2 separate regions of the Homo sapiens genome follow, and region 1 is linked to region 2. A link is a loop called in an ENCODE intact Hi-C map of the cell type or tissue named here. Cell type or tissue: heart left ventricle. All regions are shown on one strand.

The links. A loop is a pair of places that touch in the nucleus more often than their neighbours do. Peaks named below come from ENCODE experiments on the same cell type or tissue, not always from the same donor. Only the 100,000 strongest peaks of a DNase experiment are listed, where the experiment ranks them.
Region 1: it touches region 2 in a loop (2.9-fold over the local background); 9 of 110 quality-filtered maps call a loop at or near these places.

Annotation. Positions count from the first base shown.
Region 1 is chr9:92,535,110-92,540,109 of GRCh38, forward strand. The region is part of intron 5 of CENPP (centromere protein P); the gene reads left to right. ECM2 (extracellular matrix protein 2) reads right to left here and starts at 881. Exons shown (of 10, transcript NM_001393.4): 1 at 824-881. RefSeq lists a silencer at 4,158-4,452. In heart left ventricle, no CTCF peak of the experiment used is centred here; no DNase peak of the experiment used is centred here; H3K4me3 peaks cover 1,756 bases; H3K27ac peaks cover 3,074 bases.
Region 2 is chr9:92,608,450-92,613,449 of GRCh38, forward strand. It overlaps CENPP (centromere protein P), which reads left to right. Exons shown (of 8, transcript NM_001012267.3): 6 at 2,865-2,944; 7 at 4,074-4,165; 8 at 4,570-5,000. The coding sequence ends at 4,700. It overlaps IPPK (inositol-pentakisphosphate 2-kinase), which reads right to left. Exons shown (of 13, transcript NM_022755.6): 13 at 4,734-5,000. Among named protein-coding and RNA genes, the nearest start is that of IPPK, 59 kb to the right of the region's middle. In heart left ventricle, no CTCF peak of the experiment used is centred here; DNase peaks (open chromatin) are centred at 532, 2,450 and 2,760; H3K4me3 peaks cover 432 bases; H3K27ac peaks cover 4,009 bases.

The DNA.
Region 1 (5,000 bases), 73 kb before region 2:
TTGACTCACTTTTACTTACCCAGAAATCTAAATAGATAGGCACAGAAATAAACTTACAGAGCTATTTGAATTTTGACAAAATCAGTATCTAAACAGTCTCACTACAGTGTTTAAATACATTTTAGGAAATGGTCTCTCAATACTAATTTTACTATTAATGCTTAGGCCCTCATTATTTTCATTGATATACAGAATTTTGCTTTGCACTTAATATTTGCTTTCATAAACAACTTCGTAATTGAGTGTTTGCCTCCTAGAGGTAAATTTTCTGGGATTCCAATCATAGTATCATTTTTATCAAGTAATTTTTTTCCTTCTAGCACTTACTGTGTTTATCCCAACATTAAATATTATTTATAAACCTTGATTAACTTATTTTTCTTCATTTAAAATTTCTTACCAGTTATCTTAAGTAAACTTTAAAAATATTAATTTAGAATTTTAAAATTCTACATGAAGTCATGAGATGTCTATTATCTATTTTCACTTCATTCAACAGATTTAAAATGAAAAATATTTTGAATTATTTATGTTCTTTTAGGACTTAAAAATTAATAATATTTTCAAACCAATTTATACTTCTATTGAACACATAATTCCACCTAAACATATAAAAATAATTTAATACTAAGTATACAAGGTCTGAAATACTTGGGAAGTACATCGTGAAAAAAACAAACAGAATAATGCATACTTTGAACTTTAAAAATCTATTAGTAACGAGCTAATTTACTCAAGAGTTAAACAGTTGTGAAATAAAATACCCAAATATTAAAACCATTCCACATGCTAAGTAGAAACTTAAAATTTAAAACTTTTTTACCTGGAGATCTAAACTAAGTAGGCTTTGCTTGGTGTCATTTAAGTCTCCAGCTGAAAATGAAACAAAATCAGAGCTTTCTTTAAAAACAAAGAAAGGACAGAAGGGAATGTTGAAAAGTATTTGCTGAACTTCTTAGTAAAATCTAAAATAACTGCCTCCCTTGGGGATAAATGCCTTTCAGTTCTTTGTGCAGAAAATCAGCCAAGAAAGTAACCAGGGAAAATGGTTACCAAGGGAAATATTTTTTTTAATCATAAGAAAAGTAGAAAACAGCAGTGGGTGTGGGGGAAGAGCATTTTGTTTGCAGGCTGAAAAGGCAGAGTTGGAAACACAAAAATGAGCTTGATTAAGAAATCTGTGGTTTTCATAGACTATTCGCATTAAAAATGTTAAAGTTTATACTAGCCAGGATGATGTCACTTGAGCTTTATCAGATTATAGGGATGATATTCTCGTCAGCTAAAGGCTGTGTATATCTGGAATCTATTTTAAATTGGATTAATAATATTTAACTCATCTGCCCACCCACCTCGATCTCACACACAATACTAACAAAACGACAACAACAAAAAAATGGTTACGTATTAATATCAGTGGAAATTATGTAACTTCTAACCATGAAATAATAGAAAGAAAATGTGAAAGGGAGCTGTGTGGCTCCTAATTACCTGTTACGCTGGCAAATTAGTTGTGTACTTTGGCCTCAGTTTCTTTATCTGCAAATGAGAAGTTAGAGACAGATCAGGATTCCAAGCGCAACCCTGCTGTTTATGAGGGACCTTGAGTAAGTTACTTAATGTTTCTGACCAAAGTTCACTCTTCTGTAAAACTAGGGTGATACCTTTCAAATTTTTCTGAAAATAAAAGGAATAACAGATATGAAGGTCCTAACTCAGTGCCTATCCTAGACTAGGTAATTTTAGAACTATTTTTTAAATTTTTTTTTTTTTTTTGAGACGGGAGTTTTTGCTCTGTTGCCCAGGCTAGAGTGCAATGTCGTGATCTCAGCACACTGAAACCTCCGCCTCCCAGGTTCAAGGGATTCTCCTGCCTCAGCTTCCCGAGTAGGTGGGCTTAAAGGCGCCTGCCACCATGCCAGATTAATTTTTGTATTTTTTTTTTTAGTAGAGATGGGGTTTCACCATGTTGGCCAGGCTGGTCTCGAACTCTTGACCTCATGTGATCCACCCACCTCGGCCTTCCAAAGTGCTGGGATTACAGGCATGAGCCACCGCACCTGGCCTGAAATTCTTATATCGTTATTTCAGGGGTCCAAATCATTTGGCAAAGAGGAGCTAAATATTTGTTTAAATGACGTGGTTAGACTGAATCAGGATTTTGTAAAATGACCTAGATAGACTGAATCAAGATAAGGGACTAAATACATAAGCCACTCAACTTCCTAAAAATAAGGAAAATGATATCTATTTTTAAAAATGTAAAACTAGCTGAGTGCAGTGGCTCACACCTGTAATCCCAGCACTTTGGGAGGCAGAGACAGGTGGATCACCTGAGGTTAGGAGTTTGAGACCAGCCTGGCCAACATGTGAAACCCCGTCTCTACTAACAGTACAAAAATTAGCCGAGTATGGTAGCACATGCCTGTAGTCCCAGCTACTCAGGAGGCTGAGGTAGGAGAATCACTTGAACCTAGGAGGCGGAGGTTGCAGTGAGCCAAGATTGTGCCATTGCACTCCAGCCTGGGCAACAGAGCGAGACTACATCTCAAAAAAGAAAAGAAAAGAAAAGAAAAAGATGAGTACAAATGAGCAAACACCATTAAACAGGCAGTTCATAGAAGAGGAAATGTCAGTGGTCAATAAAACAGAAGAGGAAGATTTCTCAATCTCAGTAACAGTCAAGAAAAGTAAATTAAAACAGGAAGGTTATTTTTTCACTACCATAGTGAGATGTTGCTGACAAAACTTTGGGGGTAGAAAAATTACCCAAATAATGCCAATGCTCAATCAAGCTTGAAGACCACTGCTAATCAAAAATCATGGCCTGATTTGAAATACATACATTGTTTTTTGGGGGAAAAAAATGTTGATGATATGCTGTGTTGGCCAGTGTGTAGGGAAAACAGAAACTCTCCTCTTCCTTGAGGACAGCTGAACAGTAGCTATGCTGTCTGTCCTACCATTTCACCTCTAGGAACCCATTGTAGAAACACCTCTTTCTGTACAAAAGTGTGCCTTCAAGGAAGTACTCTGAAGTACTGTAACCATGGATTAGAAAAAAAGTTAACCCAGTTGTGTATAGATAGAGAACAAAGTGGGCTTACCATAAAGCTATTTGGAGAAACAGAAGTAACTCCATTAATACCACCATGCATAGTTGTCCATGCTATACCAGGAATAAAGAGATTTTCAAAACTGTACATGTATTATGATCTTACCTTCTTTTGATGTATGTAATTTAGCATTTTACTAGAGAACAAATTGGAAGGAATAAACAACAAAATATTAACAGTAATTACAGCGAGACTTTTACTATGTTCTTTTATATTTTTATCATGTTTTGAGCTTTGTATAATCAGATAAGAATAACTTAAAAAGAATACAAACAATCAAAAAAGAAGTAACTCTTAAAGTAACAGCACTGAGGAATACCAGTAATTACCACGATGAGATTGAGAAGGTTGCAGAAAACCAAATTTTATAATTTCTGAGGTTCCTGCTCTAAAATTTTGTGGTTTAATGGACTGTTACATGAGTCCTTTTGCAGAAACTATTTTAACCACACTAGCACATGGAAAATGCTGGTATTATGGTTTCTCCTACCCCCTTTATTATTGCAGACATGATTATGTCCCAAAACTTGGTTCTGACAACACTCTGCAGGAATGTGGTATTGGTCACCAAACAACATGAGCAGAGTGAGCATTACCCGTGCCACAGGGCCATCTGCCTATGAAGATTTAGACTCTAGGACATTTCTTTCAGGTGATATTTAAGTAAAATCACCTTTTCAGTATTTTTCCTGATTGTCTAGAGTACCAATAAATTGGGGTTTTTTTTAAGGATGCAATTGTCTACCATATGACAGCTTTGTAGATATTAATACCCAAATAAAGGTAAATTTTGGAAATTTTAAGTAGGGCCATACTCAGAAATTAGTTTTACCTTGTTCAGCCCGAATAAGGAGGCTTAAAGCTGTGCCTACAACCCCTGCCCACGCACTGAATATTAGGTACAATGTTCCGGTATCTTTATGGTTAGTTGAGAATAGTCAACGGTTGGCCAACGTAAGTGGAGTAGGGCGAGGTAAAATGGCTGAGTAAAGCATTAGACTGTAAATCTAAGGACAGAGGCTAAACCTCTTTTTACCAGCCCGGAGGTGACTTTCATGTTGAATTGCAAATTCAAAGAAGCAGCTTCAATCCTGCCAGGTTTCTCCCGCCTTCCCCCGCTCCCCCACCCCCCACCCCAACCCACTGCCTGTGGAAGAAGTAGATTGAAGCCAGTTGATTAGGGTATTTAGCTGTTAACTACATTTTTATGGGTTTGAGTCCCATTTATCTAGTAAGGGCTCAGCTTAATTAAAGTGATTGATTTGCGTTCAGTTGATGCAGAGTAGAGTTTTGCAGTCCTTGGGTTTGCAGAAATTAAGTATAGCCTACTTACTAAGGGCTTTGAAGGCTCTTGGTCTTGTTTAACCTAAATTTCTGGAAGATAAGCAGGGTTAGTGGCTAGATTGGTAGGAGGAAGATGGAGAGGATGCTAAGTGAGGGGAGGAGTAGTATGGACTTTGTTCTAGGACTGACCTCTTGGCCCATAGTTCAAATGCCTTTTAAGCTATACTAAAGTGTTACAGTTGCTTCATTTACTTTAGCTGAACTTACTTTCCCAATGGAATATTACATTTAAGTGGAGTAATGATATATAAGTATCCCACAACTCATTCAACCATTCCCCTATTGATGGACATTTGGGTTGTTTCCCCTTTCCCCCCTCAAATAGAATGGGCTTTTTGAGTTTGTGTACGCATTTCCAGGTTGCTTTCCAAAAAGGTTATAGTAAATAATGTATACTTTCACCAGAAATATATAAAATGCCCATTTCCCTGCCACTTTATTTTTTAAACAGTTTTCACATTTTTGAATGGGTAATACATATAAGTGGCATAAATTTTTAAAGTGCACAGTTAAAATTTCAGTTTTCTATATCCAATACTG
Region 2 (5,000 bases):
ATCCACGTCAAATACAGTCATTTATAAAACTCGACTGCTGTTGAGATGTGCTGACCGTAGGCCTAATGATCTCAAGCCCACTCTGTCTTGAGTTGTATTGTATATAACTAACGTACCCCTGTTCACAGCTTTTCCATCTTCTCTCCCCACCTGTACATGTGTGCCAATGAGACCCATCCTTTCTATTTCAAGTTATCAGTGACCGTGACCTTGGCTAAAAGAATGGAGCATTATTAACTTCCACAAAAGAACCTTTGCACACAGTCCCACAAAAGTCCTCCAGAAACATGCACTGAATGCCTGACCTCTTCCTAATGTCAGCGTTTCTACCTTTGACTTTATTTTACAAACTAAAGGGAGTAAGGTACACTTTTTTTACTGAAAGCATCTAATTTAAACCCCTTTTTGCTCACAAGGAGAGGTGAGGAGAGGCCCAGGGAGGCAGAGAGCTGCTCCATCTGCTCCCTTGTGCTTGGAGGCTGAACCTCGGGCCCCACGTTGGAGCTGGCCCAGGCCCCAGCCGTCCCAATGAGTCCCAAGTGCTGCCGCTGAGCCAGCCTGGAAGCTGAGCTGCCACGTTCACAGGCTCTCCCTTACGGTCCTCATGCAGTTGTGATTAATTTGGAAGAGCCTGCGGCTTAAAAATCAACCAACACTTTCCACTTAAATCACTTAGGTATACATTTTCTTATGGAAACTGTTGTGCTGAAGTTAGTAATTGTAAGCTTCCGCCAGGCCCCTCTCAGCCTCTGGCAGGTGCAGCTGGTGCTGCGATGCACCCTTGCCATGCTGGGCCCACATGCACAGGGTGAGGGCCTCCCACACTGGCAAGAGCTCAGCGATGCAGGGGCTGCTTCCTTTAAAAGCTTTGTCATGCCATTGTCCCCACACAACCTCATTCAGCAGAGCTGATCTGGTTCAATCCGGCAAGTCTCTGGAGCAGCAGGAAGGCCCTGTCACTGCAGTTCCAGCCTGCTCCCTTGCCTTGTGTCCTCTGACTAGCTGTCAGGCCAGATGCTTCTCAGGGAAAACGTCCCCTCACTATCCTTCCCTAAGGCCTGGGGAGGCCACAGTGCTTTTTAATCATGGCAGGGCTTGCATGAGACTTAAGCAGCACCCCCAGGCTTCTATATCAGTCGCTGTGAGAGGACAGAAAGGAAAGCACGTCTCTCAGAGACTAGCCCTAGGAGCTCGACATCTCAGGCGGAGCCTACCGTGAAAGTCTCCTGTCACCCCTGACCCTGCAATCTGTTCTCACAAGAGCAGACAAAAAGACATTTTTGTGTGTGTGTGTTTTTGTTTTTGAGATGGAGTTTCACTCTTGTCGCCCAGGCTGGATGGAGTGCAGTGGCACGATCTCGGCTCACTGCAGCCTCCGCCTCCTGGGTTCAAGGGGTTCTCCTGCCTCAGCCTCCCGAGTAGCTGGGATTACAGGCACCCACCACCACGCCCAGCTAATTTTTTTTAGTAGAGACGGGCTTTCACCATGTTTGCCAGGCTGGTCTTGAACTCCTGACCTCAGGTGGTCTGCCCTCCTTGGCCTACCCAAAATGCTGAGATTACAGGCGTGAGCCACCCACCGCACCCAGCCAAAAACACAAGTGTTTGTTTGTTTGTTTGTTTTGAGACGGAGTCTTGCTCTGTCGCCCAGGCTGGAGTGCAGTGGTGCGATCTCAGCTCACTGCAACCTCTGCCTCACAGGTTTAAGCGATTCTTCTGCCTCAGCCTCCTGAGTGGCTGGGACTACTGGCACGTGCCGCCAGGCCCGGCTACTTTTTGTATTTTTACTAGAGACAGGGTTTCACTGTGTTGGCCAGGATGGTCTCAATCTCTTGACCTCGTGATCCACCCACCTCGGCCTCCTAAAGTGCTGGGATTACAGGCATGAGCCACTGCACCTGGCCCAAAAAGACAAGTTTTTAAGAACTGAGAGAACAGGGCCACCATTACTCTTATCAGTTTTGAATATGTATCATCTGTTCAGGTTCCAGTAAGCAAACTGTGTTGTGGTTTGATGATCTAAATTCGCGGGTCGGTTCTGGGATAGCTAGAGGCTACCAGGTCCTGCTGTAACAGAAACAGCAGACGTGTCCAGAATTTTCATAGCGCATGGGGGAAACCAGACTCTCCCAGAACCGCAAGCCTAGAAATCTGTGAGATTCCACTTGATTTCCCTGCTTTTGGGAGGAGGCTTTTGACCATAAAATGCCGTCTCATCATGAAGCTGACTTTCACCAAGGTAGGCCCTTTCCCTTACTGCAGTGGGAGCCGCACCACCACTGGGCACAGTGAGGATACCAGGGTGGGCTCCTGCCCATGCCCAGGACGGTGTGTGGGCTGGACACCACTGGGGTGAGTCCTGAGGACGGACAGGCGAGGGGCGTCCAGGCTCGGCCACAGCCCTCACGGAGCCTCAGCTCAAAGGGCTTTTCAGGTCAGATGCTAAAACCGTGAGAAAACAGCTGCTTTCCAGCAAAGAGCCTGACGCATCCGCTTGGGGAATCCTCTGACCAGTCCTCTCCAGACCGTCTGGGTTGTGACAGACAAGGGCAGACCAAGGAGCCATCCCAGATGGAAAGGGTGTGGGGAAACCTGTGAAATGAGAATACAGCTGTAGGGAGGTTATGTACAATGTTCATGATGGGGAAGCAGCAGTCATGGGAGCCTGGAGGCTGTGGAGAGACCTACAGTGGGGCGGACGTGTGTGACAGCAAGGGCAAGAGGGGCGGTTGGCACCCATGGATGCTGCGCAAACACTCGGACCCTGATTTTCGCCAGACACCTGGAACGGTGCCCCGTGCCCCTCCCATGGCCCCTTTCTCCCCACCAGTGGATCTGTCTACCCGTTTCTTCTCCCCATGCAGGAAAAGTACCCAGATGCCGTGTACCTCTCGGAGGGGCCCTCCTCCTGCTCCATGGGGATCCGCAGCGCCAGCCGGCCAGGGTGAGCCTGCACAGGCCATGGGGCCTCCCATTTCCTGTTCAAACAAGGATTCCAAGTAGGAGACCACCTAAGTAGGATTCTAAGTAGTAAACTACCTAACCAAGAACTAAAGGTCGTCGGTTGGAGGAATCAGTGGTCCCAGCAGATATGCCCAGTATGGGGGTGCGGGGAGCTGGAGCTCTGGAGGATGTGCTGGGCCGCAGGGGGAAAACGCCAGTCCTGGGGCCCACCCCAGGACTTATGGGGTCAAGGAAGGGAGGCTGGGAGAAAGTGGAGATGCTTGTGGATCTGCTGTTACTTCAGAAATCGAAGGGAGGAAGCCAGGGGTGAGTGGAAAACCCCAAAGCAATGAGAAGAAACAGGACAGGCTTAGTGCCCTGATAGCACAGCTGATCCCTCCACCAGCCCCGGCGCCACCCTGGCCCGTGCCGTGTTCTCCATCCTCTTCCCTTGGCTGTGCATGTGTGGACATGTATCCATCTGGGTGTGCTTTTATGACCTGTGTGTGAATGCCTCAACTCAACTGGTTTCCAAGCTTTAAAATCATGTGGTCCTTATGCAGGCTTCTGGGACTTGCCTTTGTCACCGTTCACCTCCTCCAGGGTCATGAGCAGCTGCAGTGCAGTTTCACTGCTCATCCTCCCGGAGGGGATCATACACAGCGTCTTGCTGCGCTCTTCAGCTCTGGAGCACGTGGCTTCTTTGTTCTGGCTCACACCTCCTGGCACACAGTACATAAGCTTCTCCTGGGCTCAACTGCCTAGAAATGAAATTCCTGTGTCATGCATGGATGCATGTTCAGCTTACTGTCAGTGCCAGATTATTTCCAAAGTGGCTTGTCCATGTCTGCTCCCACCAGTAATTTTGAAGTTTCTGTTGCTCCATGTTCTGTACTTCGCTGGTATTGGCCTACTAATGTTTGCCAATGCAGTGGGGACAGAGCAGCACCTTCCTGTGATCCTGGTTCCATTTGCCTGTGCTACTGACTGTGCCTCTTCTTGGCTGTGGATTGGGGTTTCTAGCAGGGGAGCCCAGCATGGGGAAATGGAGACCAGGTGCGACTCATGGTTGCTAATCTTTTCGCCAGATTTCAAAAAGCACATAACGACATGTTTTACTGCTTTTTCAGGTTTGAATTAGTCATTGTTTGGAGGATACAAATAGATGAAGATGGGAAGGTTTTTCCAAAGCTGGATCTTCTCACCAAAGTCCCACAGCGAGGTAGGGCCCTGGGTGTGGCTGCTCTAGGTGACTTCTCAACATGCCCAGCAAAGCCGCCTGCCTGTTTCCTCTGGGTTTCAAAGGGCAAGAATCAAAAATTGGAAATCTCATTAATGTACTTTGTCTATCAATTTTTAAATATTTTTATCAATAATCACTCAAAAAGAACATGAAAAGGGATTGCTGCCCCAAGGCCCTCCCAGGCTGAATGCACAGGGAATATGCCTCCAGCCGTAGGTGAGGCCTCCACTCACTCCATCTCCTCGCCCGCCACTAGCATGTCCCATCCCATGCAGCTAGTCGGGAGGAGTGCGGGGTCTTGGTGAGGTCCATGCCAGCAGAAAACAAAAGACCAAAAGCTGCCACCTTGAAGTTTCTTACCCGGTTTAATGTTTTCTTTATAGCCCTGGAGCTGGACAAGAACAGAGCCATAGAAACTGCTCCTCTCAGCTTCCGAACCCTGGTAGGACTGCTTGGAATCGAAGCTGCTCTGGAAAGCCTGATAAAATCGCTTTGTGCAGAGGAGAACAACTAGTTCCAAAACAGTGAACGTGGAGGATGAAGATGCTGCGTGGAGGAACATGCAATTTTATTCAATATAAACATTTGCTATTTTCTGCTTAGAAACCACACCCTGAAGACGTGCTGTCTATGCAGTTATGGCACATTATATGGAAACTCTCATGACATGAAAAATAAATACAACTAGTTAAGTATAAAATGCCAAATAAAAGTGACACGTACAATGTGGTTTATAAAAATAAGCTTAACATCTGAGAAAATGTACCAAGTGGTTGTGTGTCCTCAGATGTGTGGGGAGGATCCATCCCCCACC